2 separate regions of the Homo sapiens genome follow, and region 2 is linked to region 1. Evidence: chromatin loops called from intact Hi-C (ENCODE). Cell type or tissue: CD4-positive, alpha-beta T cell. All regions are shown on one strand.

The links. A loop is a pair of places that touch in the nucleus more often than their neighbours do. Peaks named below come from ENCODE experiments on the same cell type or tissue, not always from the same donor. Only the 100,000 strongest peaks of a DNase experiment are listed, where the experiment ranks them.
Region 2: a loop joins it to region 1, with 5 times the contacts of the local background. A loop is called at or near these places in 1 of 110 quality-filtered maps.

What each region holds. Positions count from the first base shown.
Region 1 is chr3:37,833,665-37,841,664 of GRCh38, reverse strand. ITGA9-AS1 (ITGA9 antisense RNA 1) reads left to right here. Exons shown (of 4, transcript NR_110531.1): 2 at 6,898-6,986. Among named protein-coding and RNA genes, the nearest start is that of ITGA9-AS1, 24 kb to the left of the region's middle. In CD4-positive, alpha-beta T cell, no CTCF peak of the experiment used is centred here; no DNase peak of the experiment used is centred here; H3K27me3 peaks cover 205 bases.
Region 2 is chr3:38,098,963-38,106,962 of GRCh38, reverse strand. DLEC1 (DLEC1 cilia and flagella associated protein) reads right to left here. Exons shown (of 37, transcript NM_007335.4): 19 at 6,538-6,677. LOC105377033 (a long non-coding RNA gene) reads left to right here. Exons shown (of 2, transcript XR_940727.3): 2 at 3,170-3,473. Among named protein-coding and RNA genes, the nearest start is that of ACAA1, 34 kb to the left of the region's middle. In CD4-positive, alpha-beta T cell, no CTCF peak of the experiment used is centred here; a DNase peak (open chromatin) is centred at 4,282.

The DNA of each region.
Region 1 (8,000 bases):
AGGGTGTATGTGTCCAGGAATTTATCCATTTCTTCTAGATTTTCCAGTTTATTTGCATAGAGGTGTTTATAGTATTCTCTGATGGTAGTTTGTATTTCTGTGGGATCAGTGGTGATATCCCCTTTATCATTTTTTTTATTGCATCTATTGGATTCTTCTCTCTTTTCTATTAGTCTTGCTAGCAGTCTATCTATTTTGTTAATCTTTTCAAAAAACCAGCTCCTGGATTCATTGAATTTTTTTTGAAGGGTTTTTTGTGTTTCTATTTCCTTCAGTTCTGCTCTGATCTTAGTTATTTCTTATCTTCTGCTAGCTTTTGAATTTGTTTGCCCTTCCTTCTCTAGTTCTTTTAATTGTTATGTTAGGGTGTCAATTTTAGATCTTTCCTGCTTTCTCTTGTGGGCATTTAGTGCTATAAATTTCCCTCTACACACTGTTTTAAATGTGTCCCAGAGATTCTGGTACGTTGTATCTTTGTTCTCATTGGTTTCAAAGAACATCTTTATTTCTGCCTTCATTTCGTTATTTACCCAGTAGTCATTCAGGAGCAGGTTGTTCAGTTTCCATGTAGTTGTGCGGTTTTGAGTGAGCTTCTTGATCCTGAGTTCTAATTTGATTGCACTGTGGTCTGAGAGACAGTTTGTTGTGATTTCTGTTCTTTTACATTTGCTGAGGAGTGTTTTACTTCCAGTTATGTGGTCAATTTTAGAATAAGTGCGATCTGGTGCTCAGAAGGATGTATATTCTGTTGATGTGGGTTGGAGAGTTCTGTAGATGTCTATTAGGTCCACTTGGTCCAGAGCTGAGTTCAAGTCCTGGATATCCTTGTTAACCTTCTGTCTCGTTGGTCTGTCTAATACTGACAGTGCAGTGTCTCCCATTATTATTGTGTGGGAGTCTAAGTCTCTTTGTAGGTCTCTAAGGACTTGCTTTATGAATCTGGATGCTCCTGTATTGGGTGCATATATATTTAGGATAGTTAGCTCTTCTTGTTGAGTTGATCCCTCTACCATTATGTAATGGCCTTCTTTGTCTTGGCTTGTAGGGTTTCTGCTGAGAGATCTGCTGTTAGTCTGATGGGCTTCCCTTTGTGGGTAACCCTACCTATTTCTCTGGCTACCCTTAACATTTTTTCCTTCATTTCAATCTTGGTGAATCTGTCAATTATGTGTCTTGGGTTGCTCTTCTTGAGGAGTATCTTTGTGGTGTTCTCTGTATTTCCTGAATTTGAATGTTGACCTGCCTTGCTAGGTTGGGGAAGTTCTCCTGGATAATATTCTGAAGAGTGTTTTCTAACTTGGTTCCATTCTCCCCGTCACTTTCAGGTACACCAATCAAACATAGATTTGGTCTTTTCACATAGTCCCATATTTCTTGGAGGCTTTGTTCGTTTCCTTTCACTCTTTTTTCTCTAATCTTGTCTTCTCACTTTATTTCATTAATTTGATCTTCAATCACTGATATCCTTTCTTCCGCTTGAATGAATTGGCTATTGATACTTGTGTATGCTTCACGAAGTTCTCATACTGTGGGTTTCAGCTCCACCAGGTGATTTAAGCTCTTCTCTACACTGGTTATTCTAGTTAGCCATTCATCTAACCTTTTCTCAAGGTTTTTAGCTTCCTTGCGATGGCTTAGAACATGCTCCTTTAGCTTGGAGAAGTTTGTTATTACTGATCTTCTGAAGCCTACTTCTGTCAACTCATCAGACTCATTCTCCATCCAGGAGAACACGACAGGAGTTGTGTTCCTTTGGAGGAGAAGAGGCATTCTGGTTTTTGGAATTTTCAGCCTTTCTACTCTAGTTTCTCCCCATCCTTGTGGTTTTATCTACCTTTGGTCTTTGATGTTGGTGACCTACAGATGGGGTTTTGGTATGGATGTCCTTTTTGTTGATGTTGATGCTATTCCTTTCTGTTTGTTAGTTTTCCTTCTAACAGACAGGCCCCTCAGCTGCAGGTCTGTTGGAGTTTGCTGGAAATCCACTCCAGACCCTGATTGCCTGGGTATCACCAGTGGAGGCTGCAGAACAGCAAATATTGCTGCCTGATCCTTCCTCCGGAAGGTTTGTCCCAGAGGAGCACCCGCCTGTATGAGATGTCTGTCAGCCCCTACTGGGAGGTGTCTCCCAGTCAGGCTACACGGGGGTCAGGGAGCCACTTAAGGAGGCAGTCTGTCCATTATCAGTGCTCGAACACTGTGCTAGGAGAACCACTGCTCTCTTCAGAGCTATCAGGCAGGGACGTTTAAGTCTGCAGAGCTTTCTGCTGCCTTTTCTTCGGATATGCCCTTCCCCAGAGGTGGAATCTAGGGAGGCAGTAGGCCTTGCTGAGCTGCGGTGGGCTCCGCCCAGTTCGAGCTTCCCTGCCACTTTGTTTACACTGTGAGCATAGAACCACCTACTCAAGCCTCAGCAATGGCGGACACCCCTCCCCCTGCCAAGCTCCAGCATCCCCCGGTCGATCTCAGATTGCTGCGCTAGCAGCGAGCAAGGCTCCATGGGCGTGGGACCCACCGAGCCAGGCACGGGAGGGAATCTCCTGGTCTGCTGGTTGCAAAGACCGTGGGAAAGGTGCAGTATTTGGGCAGAAGCGTACCATTCCTGCAGGTACAGTCACTCACGGCTTCCCTTGGCTAGGAAAGGGAAATCCCCCAACCCCTTGTGCTTCCCGGGTGAGGCAATGCCCTGCCCTGCTTTGGCTCACCCTCCATGGCTGCACCCACTGTCCAACCATTCCCAATGAGATGAACCAGGTACCTCAGTTGGAAAGGCAGAAATCACCCATCTTTTGCATCGATCTTGCTGGGAGCTGTAAACTGGAGCTCTTCCTATTCGGCCATCTTGGAAGTGACTCCCATGATCCAGTTTTATCTTTGTTCCACAGCTAACCATTGTTGCAGCACCACTTAATAAAAACTCAGTATTTGTCCCAATGTTTTGAAATGCCACCTTGAATGTATACCACTTTTCCATATGCACTTAGGTTGATTTCCGGCCTTTTTATTCTGTTCTGCTGGTCCATCTATTCATGCACCAGTACCGCACAGTTTTAATTACAGAGGCTTTGTAGACGTTTTAATGAATAGTAGTGCTAGTCTCCAATGCCCACTATAGCTTTTTGCCCCTCAGTATTTTCCTAGATATTCGCAGGAATGTTTCTTTTTCCATATAAACTGTAGTATCAACTTGCTTAGCCCCAGTAACAAAAACTGTCCTCAAAGTGTTCTTAAAATTTAGAATGACTTCTCAGCATTAAAGGTGGGGAGATATCACATGAAAATTGTATTTCTGGTTTCTCTTGAAAATTGGGAAGCGCTGTCACATGGGCTTTTTTTTTTTTTTTCCCACATGACCTATTGCTGTAGGTCAGCCTGCACACAGGCCTGTGCTCTTCAAGACCACGCAGGCCTCACCATTCCCTCTGACAGCTCACTGCTGCCCTTCTTCACACACGCAAGTTCCCTGTGTGACATCTGAGTTGGTGACTGTGGCTTCAGATGATCACGAAAGTATGTTCCAGGCCCATCCTCCACCCTCTATTTCTCTGTCTCACAACACAAATGTTAAGAAATGGATTTGTGTTGCTTTGTTCACTGCTGTTATTTCCAGGACCTAAGAAGAGGGTGTGGGGCGTGTCTGGCCCTAGGTAAGTCTTTGTTCAATGAAGGCATGTCATAGATAGGAAACAAGAAATGATCAGAACATGTTCTGTCTTCAGAAAACCATTGAAAATACATCAAATGGAACCACACACTGTGGGTGGGAGTGACTTGGTACAGCCCTTATAGAGAACAATTTGGCAATATTTGTCAAAATTACAAACACATAGATCAGTTGTTCCTGCAGTTCCATTTCTAGAAATTTGTCCTAAAGTATATTTGCACACAGGAAAAATGACGGTGTACAGGGTTAATTATTGCAGTAATAATAAAAGATTGAAAAAACCTAAATTTCCCTCAAAAGGGGACTGATTATATAAACTATGGTTTATCCATATATTGGAAGAATGGAATGTTATACAGCTATAAAAAGAATAAGGGGCCAGGCACAGTGGCTCACGCCTGTAGTCCTAGCACTTTGGGAGGCCAAGGCAGGCTGATCACTTGAGTTCAGGAGTTTGAGACCAGCCTGGCCAACTTGGTGAAATCCCATCTCTACTAAAAATACACAAATTATCCAGGTGTTGTGACACTTGCCTGTAATCCCAGCTACTTGAGAAGCTGAGGCAGGAGAATTGCTTGAACCCAGGAGGTGGAGATTGCAATGAACCGAGATTGCACCACTGTACTCCAGCCTTGGTGACAGAGTGAAACTGCCTCAAAACAAAACAAAACAAAGGGTGCTATCTGTGAAATGAGAGGGAAAACATGAGGTGCAGAATAACGTATCTAGTGGGCTACCTTTTATGTATAAAAGGAAAACAACCCAAAGGAAATATTCATATTTGCTTGCAAGTATGTAAAGAAAATCTGTATGGACTCATAAGAAAATAGTAACAATGGTTAGATGGAGGGTGGAGGAGGTATGGCGAAGAAACTGGGCAGATGAGGACAGGGTGGGAAGGAAAATTCTAATTCTCTCTTTCTCACTTTCCATGACTTTGAGGAGTAGGTTTTAGAGCAAATATTTATATATAATGTATGCATACATACATACACATATAGTAATAACAAATATGAAACTAAAGTGACAGTAGAAGAAGCCATCAGACCCTGGAGACCATAACTATCCACAGGACACTGTGTATGGCCACCATCTGATGGAGGCTCTAGGTCACTCACTGGAATTTTCATCCACTCTTGCTAGAAGATAATTTATTGGGCATGTTCCTTTCATCTTGACAGAAAAGACAGTGAAATATGTTTCCACTCCTACTGTCTTGCACTCAGATAATCCCAGAGAGCACTTTACAGATTGACAGCCAATAAACCACTTCACCCAGTGGAGAAATAGAGCAAATTCCAAGATGGAATTGGTGACATCCATGCCACAGGGGATGGCCCAGCAAATGCTTCGTGATAAATAAGTTGAAATAGCCCAGCTAGTGAAATCTGCACTGAGAATTTAGCAAAGAAAGAATTTATCAAGTTACTATTGTTCTAGAATGATAGAAAGCAAAATCTTCTAAACTATTGAAATACAAATTCAGGAAGTCTTCCAAGAATAACTCAGATCTTATATATAGAGTCTGGCACATGGCATATGATCAATGTAAAATGAATTTTAAAATAGAAAATTTATTAAACAGAGTGCTGTTACTCAAATAAATTAAATGGATGAATCTGTTTCTGTCATAGCATATATAAAAATATTTTAAACTGGGGAGCCCAGAGAATAATTAAAACTTGGCCAGGTGCAGTGGCTTACGCCTGTAATCCCAGCACTTTGGGAGGCTGGGGTGGATGGATCACCTGAGATCAGGAGTTTGAGACCAGACTGGTCAATATGGTGAAACCCCATTTCTACTAAAAATACAAAAAGTTAGCCAGTTGTGGTGACGGGTGCCTGTAATCCCAGCTACTAGGGAGGCTGAGGCAGGAGAATCGCTTGAACCCAGGAGGAGGAGGTTGCAGTGAGCCAAGATTATGCTACTGTACTCCAGCCTGGACGACAGAGTGAGAATCTGTCTAAAAAAAAAATACTGTGGCAGATGATATTTTTGTATATATGTGTATTTTAATAATTTTGTCCTTTTTTGGTCTATAGTTTAATTTTTTTCTGGGATTGCCACTGTGTCTTTGGAGTTATTAGTTTCCTTTTTTAAAAAAAATTCTCAAATGTCAAGCCATTCTATTTACACCTTTGCAGAGATCTGATGCAAATTTCAACATTTTTGGTAGGCTAAATATTGTTGTTTTAATTCTGTATGCCACAGCTCAGAGTCACATTGTCAAAGTATAATATTCACTTTAAAAAAACTTTAGCATAAATACCTCAGACTAAATATATTTATATCCAGGGAAAATGTTCAAACTGTTAAGCTAAGAGCATACAGTTAAGCATTCATACAGACTTATATGAACATAGACATGAAAGGAATCTATATTAAATAGTACAAGAGGAATGTAACAGCTTAGAATCAAAATATGCCTCTGTTGCCTTTATGTGTTTAAAACTAACATTTTTTAGTAGCTGAAATTGTAGAGAAAATGTTGCCCAGAAGTACCCATTGATTTGAGGGCATTTCACTCATTGTTACAAGGATGTGAAGAGTGAATCTCCTTGGCAATGATATCATTTTGGAGACAGAGTAGGGAAAATAGGTTACAAAACAGTGCATAGAGAATGGTTCCATTTCAGTAAGGATCATCTTCTACGCTTCATCATAATTCTCAATTTCTCAAGAGTTCTGCAACCTGAGATGAATACAGTAGTCCCCTCTTATCCATGGGGTATACTTTCTGAGACCCCCCTCTTATCCAAGGGGGATACTTTCTGAGAATCCCCTCCCCTTATCCATGGGGGATACTTTCTGAGATTCCCACCCCCCCCCACCAGTGGATGCCTGAAACTGCGATAGTACCAAACTCTGTATATACTATGTTTTTCCCTATACATACATATCTATGATAAAGTTTAATTTATAAACTAGGCACAGTAATAGAGTAACACAATAATAAAATAGAACAATTATAACAATACGCCAGCGTCGCTTCTCTTCTGCTTTGGGGCCACTATTCATTCAAGTAAGGGTGACTTGAACCCAAGCACCATAATACCACTGCAGTCGAGCTGTTAACCAAGACGAAGTGACTAACGGGCAGGCCGCGTGGCTGATTCACATCCCAGGTGGGACGGAGCAGGATGTGTAAGATTTCATTACGCTACTCAAAACGGCATGCAACTTAACACTTACAAAATATTTATTTCTGGAATTTTCCATTTAATATTTTCAGACTGCAGTTGACAGCAGATAACTGAAAGCTCGGAAAGCGAAACCGTGGATAAGCAGGGGAACTGTGGCATCCCATTTAAAATTGCTTCTGTAAGTTTATGTTTGAAGTATTTTGTTCCTTGAAAAGATGCTTGCTTTTTGCCTTTTCTTATTGTTCTTACTAACTGCGTTACTTAATTTTTCAAACATTGTTGGCCCTCAGCACTACTTCACTGAAGTTTTAGGAAGCTAAATGTTATGTTCCCATAAAGATCAAAAGTGTCGCCGGGTGCGATGACTCACGCCTGTAATCCCAGCACTTTTGGAGGCCGAGGTGGGCAGATCACGAGGTCAGGAGATCAAGATCATCCTGGCTAACACGGTGAAACCCCGTCTCTACTAAAAATACAAAAAGTTAGCCAGACGTGGTGGCAGGCACCTGCAGTCCCAGCTACTCGGCAGGCTGAAGCAGGAGAATGGCTTGAACCTGGGAGGCAGAGCTTGCAGTGAGCCAAGATTGCGCCACTGCACTCCAGCCTGGGCGACAGAGCGAGACTCTGTTTCAAATAAATAAATAAATAAATAAATAAATAAATAAATAAGAGACCAAAAGTGTCACACTTTTAAAGCAGTTGTTAGAAAAGCTGGACTGATGTGTCCTGACCACCTGGGAACAGCTGGCAGCCCAATTATTTGATATTCTTCCAATTAATTCAGACTCTTATGGGCACAGTGCTGCCTTCACCTTGGGCCTTCCTTTTAGCTTTTGAAGGCACAGAGGGCCACTGTCCTGGCAGCCACCTACCAGCAGGGTGCCCTCATGCCTCACCTCATGGCTGTGCTTCTTGGTTCCTGCTCTCTGGCCACTCGGCCCTCCTCAAGTTCTTGAACAATCCAGGCTCCCATCTGCCATTAGGTCTTTGCAAATAGTGTTCCCTTGCCTGGAATGCTTTCTTCACCTAGTTAGTCCTCCTTTTTGGTCATCTCTTCCTTAGGGAAGCCTGCCCTGATAATCCAGAAGAGGCACACCCTTTCATTTCATGCCCTTACAACACCCTTTATTTACATGTTCATTGTTAGTGACTGTCTTCCTTTTTAAACTGTATGCTTTTTAAGGTAGAACCC
Region 2 (8,000 bases), 270 kb before region 1:
TTGTTTCAGTTTGTTCAGTCTTTCCTTGTTGTGAGAGCAGGAGCTTGATGGGCAAGCTCTTTACATGTCTGAACGGCTGAAGGTATTTTGTAGGTATGATTAATGTTCATAATCAGTTAAGTTTAAGTAAAGGAGATTATCCTAGATAATCTAGATGGGCCTAATTCAATTAGTTGAAAGGTCTTTTTTTTTTTTTTTTTTTTTTTTGAGATAGAGTCTCACTCTGTCACCCAGGCTGGGGTGCAGTGGTGCGATCTTGGCTCACTGCAACCTCTGCCTCCTGGGTTCAAGAAATTCTACTGCCTCAGCCTCCCGAGTAGCTGGGACTACAGGCATGTGCCACCATGCCAGGCAAGTTTTTGTATTTTTAGTAGAGATGAGGTTTCAGTGTGTTGGCCAGGTTGGTCTCAAACTCCTGACCTCAGGTGATCCTCCCACCTTGGCCTCCCAAAGTGCTGGGATTACAAAGGTGAGCTACCATGCCTGGCCACTAAAAGGTCTTAAAAGCAGAAATGGGCTTACCCAGACAAAGAAATTCCATGTGTTTATAACATCTTCATCTTGTCCCCAAAAATGCCAGCATGCCCTTCCTGAAAACCTGCCCTACAGATTTTAGGCTTGCCTAGCTAGTCCCTATAGTTGTGTAACCTGATTCTTTGTAATAAATGTCTTAATAGGTTATTAAGAAATAAATATTAAGCCTTGACTGATATAACCATATCAAGATAAATTCATATGTAAATACAAAGACAGAATAAATGTATTTTTGCTTACTTTTCTATCTGATTTAAAGGGCAACTATACAAACCAATAACTGTAAAACTGTCTTGATAAACCTATAATGTATAAATATGTAATTTGTATGACAATAATAGTACAAAGGAAGGGGAGAGAATAGAGCTGAGCTATATTACAGTAACATTTCAGACTACTGAAATTAAGTTGGTGTTAATCTAAACCAGACTGTTTTGAAATTAAGATATACTATAAAGCCCTGGACAACCAGTAAGAAAATAACTTTTTAAAAAGTAAAAGAAACATGGAAATTAAAATGGCATACTAGAAACTACCTATCTAACAAAGAAGAAGGCAATAATGGAGGAATGCAGGAAACACAAGGAATGCAGGAAACACAAAATACATACAGAAAACAAATAGCAAAACGGGAGATGAAGTTCTACTTTATCAGTATTTACATTAAATATAAAGGGATTAAACAATCCAATCAAAAGGCAGAGATTAGCAAAATGGATTTTAAAAAAATGATCCAAGTATATGCTGTTTACAAGAGACACTTTAGATTCAAAGACACAAATAGTTTCAAAGAAAAAGGATGGAAAAATATATATCATGCAAACAGTACCCAAAAGAGAGCTCCAGGAGATATATGAATGTTAGATAAAATAGGCTTTAAGACAAAAATGGTTATTAGAGACAATGAAGGATATTTTATAATTATAAAAAGATAAATTAGAAAGATATAACAATTATAAACATGTATGTATCTAACAACAGCACCACAAAATACATGAAGCAAAAACTGACAGAATTGAAGGAGAGATCAGCAATTCAACAATAATGGTTGGAGACTTCAACAGCCCATTTTTAATAATGGAAAAACAACTAACCAGAAGATAAACATTGAAATAGAAGATTTAAACAGCACTATAAACCAAACAGAACAGGCAACACTCTACACAATAACAGCAGAATACATTATTTTTCTCGAGTGCACAAGGAATATTCTCCAGAATAGCCCATAAAACAAGTCTCAATAAGTTTTAAACGACTATAATTATATAAAGTGGGTTCTCCAACAACAATAGAATCAAATTAGAAATCAACAACAGAAAGAAATTTGTGAAACAAAATATGTGCAAATTAAATAACACATTCATAAACAAGTCAAATAAGAAACCACAAGAAAAATTAGAAAATACTTTTATATCAATGAAAATGAAAACATGATATATGAAAAGTTATAGGATGCAACTAAGGGAGTGGTTAGAGGAAAATTTATATTTGTAAATACAATTTTCTTTAAACAAACAAAAAAGAAAGATTGCAAATCAAAAACCTCAGCTTTTACCTTAAGAAACTAGAAAGAGAAGAGCAAACTAAACCCAAAGCAAGTGGAAGGACAGAAATAATAAAGACTAGAAAGCAGAGATAAATGAAATAGAAAATAGAAAAACATTACAGAAAATCAACAAAAGCAAAAGCTGGTTCTTTGAAAATATCACCAACATTGATAAACCTTTAGCTAGACTAGACTGACCAAGAAAAATTTGCTGAAGATTCAAATTAGAGAAATCAGGAATGAAAGTGGGGACATCACTACTGATCATACAGAAATAAAAATAATTATCAGAGAATACCACTAACAACTATGTACCAACAAATTACATCACAGATAAAATGGACAAATTCCTAAATTCCTAGAGTGATGCAAACTACCAAAACTGAGAAAAAAAAAAAAATCTTTTTTTGGGGGGATGGGGTGGGGCATACAGAGTCTTGCTCTGTTGCCCAGGCTGGAGTGCAGTGGCACAATCTCGGCTCACTGCAGCCTCTGCCTCCCACGTTCAAGCTATTCTCATGCCTCAGCCTCCCGAGTAGCTGGGATTACAGGTGTGCACCACCACACCCGGCTAATTTTTGTATTTTTAGTAGAAATGGGGTTTCACCATGTTGGCTAGCCTGGTCTCGTACTCCTGACCTTAGGTGATCCGTCCACCTCAGCCTCCCAAAGTGCTGGGATTACAGTCATGAGCCACTGTGCCTGGCCAAGAAAAAAGTCTAAATTGACCTATATAAGAAATTCAGTTACAAACATACCTCATGTTATTATGCTCTGCTTTATTGTACTTCACAGATACTGTGATTTTTACAAATCGAAGGTTTGTGACAACGCTGCATTGAGCAAGCCTATCAATGTCATTTTTCCAATTGCATGTCCTCATTTCATGTCTCTGTGTCATGTCTTGCAAACTTTTTTGCTATAGCTGTTATGGTAACCTGTGATTAGTGATCTTTGATGTTACTACTGTAATTGTTTTGGGGTGCCATAAACAGCAATCATATACGATAATGGGCTCAACTGGTAAATGCTGTGTGCATTTTGACTGCTCTACTTACTGGTCATTTCCGTCTCTCTCCCTCTCCTCAGGCCTCCCTATTCCTTGAGACACAACAATATTGAAATTAGACCAACTGATAACCCTACAATAGCCTCTAAGTCTTCAAGTGAAAAGAAGAGTCGTACGTATCTCACTTTAAATCAAAATGATTAAGCTAAAAAATGATTAAGCTTAGTGAGGAAGGCACATTCAAAGCTGACACAGGCAGAAAGCTAGCTTTGTGCCAAACAGACAAATTGTGAATGCAAAGAAATGTAATATCTAGCAAATGCCCTATTTGTGAAAATTTTGAAGTAAAAGATAATAAAGCAAATAAAATGTTATGCAAACAAGGAAAAGAAAATAGGAGAAAGAAATAATGTGATCAGGTTAACTGATAAAACAGAGGAGAACAAAACTGCTGCTTGAAATCCCTGCACAGGTTACGTGCAATGCAATCCTTAATGATGGAATGAGGGCATCAAAGGGCGGGGGAGCTGAGCAAAGCACTGCTGAAGATCCATTGGCTTAGCCAGGTCAGGGCTCCAGCCCCAGAGCTCAGAGCAACACATGGAAGAGTGGGCTGCCCCAGGCACAGAAGTCAAATATCACATGATCTCACTCAAGTGGGTGCTAAAAACGTGTACATATGGACATAGAGATTGGAATGATAGACAACGGAGACTCGGAAGGGTGAGGGCATAGGAGGGAAATGGGTGATGAGAAATTAGTTCATGAGTACAATGTATGCTATTTGGGTGATGGATACCCTAAAGCCCTGACTTGACCACTATATAATCTACGCACATAACACAATTGCACATGTACCCCATAAATTTGTACAAATAATAAAAATTAAAATTGAAAATTAAGAAAAAGACTGGGCTGCCACAGTATTTGCCCCCACTGAAGACTGTGGGTATCACGCTGGAGAGAGGCCAGGGCAGAGCCTGCAGTAACACTGGACCTCTCAACTGTCATGAGGAGGAAACAACCAGAAAGATGCTATTCCTTCATTCTTATTTATGAATGAAGGCACGAATTGATTTGTGTAGCTGCCCAGTATGGGTTTTCTCCACTGTTTGTTTAGGGCTGTTTTCCCCAAAGGTCCCTTTCTCTGATGGATTCAGGCTAGCTGTGTGCTCTGAGGGTGGTGACTCACATGTACTTCATCCCTTAGAATAGGGGTGCTCTCCACATCTACCCCCTTTTACTCAGAAGAAACTTACAACACCAGCTCCTTATGCAAATCAACTTCCTCCTCCATTCAAAAACAGGACTGGACAGGCAAAGATTACTAGAAGCAGAAGAAAACTCAAAAAGTAAAGAAGAACTCCAACATCTGGGAAAACAGAAATTCATTTTCTTGGGGGAATCTGAGAGGCTGTTGCATTGATAAGACTATAACAGATTACTATAGAAAAGGAAAGACGCAAGAACAACAAAGCTTGAAATTTCGAAACATGATTGCCTCTTCTGGAGACAGATCCTCCCTGTCACCCAGCAGGGGAAGGGGCGGGTACATGACCCACACAAGAGCAAGAGCAATCAGGGCCTATCTCTGCAAAGAGCCAGATTGGCTCTCAGAGATTGTTAAGGTGGGAGTGTGTGAGCCTGGAGCTCTAAGTGGCCTCTCCCCAAGGCAGAGTGCGAAGGGCCCTTGTCAATAGGGGAGAGAAGGGCCCACAAAAAAAGAGCAGTAGATGGGTTGGGGCTGGGATGGAGGTAGAGAAGGGGGAAAGAGGGTAGAGAAAGAGAGGAAGCAGAAGACCAGACAAAGGGAAAAGTGTTGGGCCCTTGGATTCAGCAAGGTGGGAATGCCCAGTTACGTGAGCCAATGCTTCCTCTTTTTTGCCTAAGTTGGTAATGTCTGTGTTTCCATCACCTGCTACTGTAAACATTCTGATAATACAAGGTCCTTTCAGGAGAAAGAACAGAGACAGAAAAGGAAAGGAAATAAGCACAGACTTAATAGAAAGCCCTTCCCCTGAGCTGCAGGCAGACTTAGCCTTCACATCTAATGCCCGCAAATTGCCCTGAAGGACCAATGCAAAGACTCATACCTAGACCTGTATTTGTTATCACAGGAGGGGACATTTGAACAACTGTCAGATGGTCAAGTATACAAAGTCCAACAACATTTGTCATGGTGAAAGTGTGGGGTAATGGCTAGTCTCACACACTGTAGGCAGAAGTATAAAATGACACAGTCTTTTTGGAGGATAATTCAAGAGCATCCACAGAGATTTAAATGAGCATTTAAATGTTTTTACAATGAAACACCAAATATATGCAAAAATGAGTATAAAACATATATACAGTTTAAACATATATATAGTTTAACGAATAATAAAACAACATCTATGTACTACCTCCACACAACTTTAGAAACAAAATATTATCACCAGCCAGCTTAAGAAAATGAATATATATATATATTCATTCACTGCAACCTCTGCCTCCAGGATTCAAGTGATTCTTCTGCCTCAGCCTCCTAAGTAGCTGGGACTACAGGCGAGCACCACCATACCTGGCTAATTTTTGTATTTTTAGTAAAGACGGGGTTTCACCATGTTGCCAGGCTGATCTCGAACTCCTGACCTCGTGATTTGCCTGCCTCGGCCTCCCAAAGTGCTGGGATTACAGGCGTGAGCCACCATGCCCAGCAGGAAAATGAATATTTTATTTGAAAATAATTTGGGAAGGAGTGGGGAGAAGGAGATAGGGGATATGGATGAAACAGTACTTGCAGTGAGTTGACAATTATTGAAGGGAGGAAAGAGTATGTGGAGGTTTATTATACTATTCTTTCTGTTTTTATATATATGAGAAGTTTTCCACTAGAAAGAAAGAAAAGGAGGGAAGTGGGGGAGCGGAGGGAGAATGAAGAAGAAAAAAAGGAATACTACCAATACCTTTGAAACCTCTAGCATGTTCCTCCCAGAATACAATGGTATGTGCTTATTTAAATATGTCACACTTTTTAAATGTCCATTCTCCTGTTGACAGACAGTGGTTTTTTCTAGTTTTTCCTGTAGGAACAGTCCAGTCTGAGCATTCCAACATGAGCACACATCTCCCACTGTGCATGTATAAGGATTTCCCTGGGAGTATACTCAGAAGGGCAAACACTAGCTGATGCTAACGTAGTTTCGAAAGTAGTTATACTAATTTACATCTCTTTAATACACACACCCTAGAAAGATATATACATAATATTATCAGTGGATCATCCCTAGGGAATGGATTATGCGTCATTTTGAGTTTCTTTTCTGTAATTTACAAATTTTATAGAATACTAATTTTCTGGATTCAATAGTTTTAAATCCAGAACATCTCTAGATAAATATATAATATAGATAAATACATCACGAATATGCATAGTTTGTTGTAGTGGCTCTTCCCACGGCACCCTTACCTCCAGGCACCATTTTCCACCTCCAGCTCCAGGACGGTCTCCAGATGCTGGCAGTGCAGGGCCTCCAAGGTGATGTCCACCCTGCACTCCCCCAGAGAGTGAAGCTGGCCACTCGAAGGCTCAATGTCGAAGGGAGACACCTGCCCCGGAGAACACTCAGGAGGATGAGCACTGAGGACACTTGGAATTGCAGAGGAACTGGGGGCTGGCCATGCCTAACCAAAGTCACTCCTAAGCTGCCCCAGCTCTTCCAAGAGCCATCTGGGATCCAGAAACAGGCAAGCAGGTGGGGGACCACAGCCACAAGAGTCTCAGGATTAAGAGCATAGAAACTGAGTCTCCAAGTAAAGGAATACATAAGTCAGAGGGCCCCATGCCCTGGCCCAGATCTGAGAGATAGAAGGCGGAGGGAGGTGCTCCAGGGAAAATGGGGAGAGCTGGGGAGCCAGAGGAGAGCTGGTGAGCCAAACTAGGGGGGTAGCCCTCTGAGCAGCTTCAACTGAGGAAAGCCACCAGGTCACTAGATTAGGGGAGGGGAGAGTCTATTGTGGCCAGATTTCTCCTTTGCACCCACGTGGTCTTTCCCCCACCCCTTCCTTCTGTCCCCTACTGCAGGCTCAGCCTCATTTACCCGCCCCCACCCCCACCCCGCCCCCGGTCTGCTCCTCCTCCCATGCCAGGCACACACACAAAGGGAGAGGGGAAGGGAAAGAGCAGGAAGAAAAGTGTCCCCATCTGGGGAGGGCTCTTTACATTCCATTCTTCCTGCCCTGACTGAGAGAGGACACTTGTCCCTGTAAGGAGCCACTTTGCTTTATTTTGTCTTTGTTGCTCATGTGCATCTCCCTTGGAGCTCTGGGGGTGGCTGTAGTCTAGGGTTGGGTTTCAGCAGCTCTGCGTCCCCTAATCTGAGACCATCTAACAAACCCCAAATCCCAACATTATTTTTGAGAGCTCAAAAGAATAGAGTGCAGAGAACTGTAGAGAGGGAATTATCTTACAATACTATAACATTGGCAATTATTTCCATTATAAAACATAGTTATTCTTCACAGTGGGAGAACACCACAGACTGAAAACTAGACAAGAGGGATCAGATGTGATGCCGCTACCCATCAGCCGTATGACCTTGGGGAAGCCCTGCCCCTTCCAGTCTCTCCTCTATCAAATGAGGAGGCTGGCTGAGGTCTGTAAGCTTCTAACTGTGCTCTGGAAAATCCCAGGAAATCCCTAGAAGTGCAGGGGACTGGAATGTGGGGAGAAGCAGGATGGGGCAGAGGTGCCTAACAAGGGGGTCTCTGGGTGGCTGGAGCAGTCACAGTTTATTCTATGTTCTGGGCTTTTGCATAAAGTTTCATTTGAAGAAAGGGTTCTTGGCTAAACATAATGTGGACACTAAAGATACTGATGCCACCCTGCCCCCAGCCCCATCCCAGCCCAAGCGCCAGCCTTAGTCTTTTGTG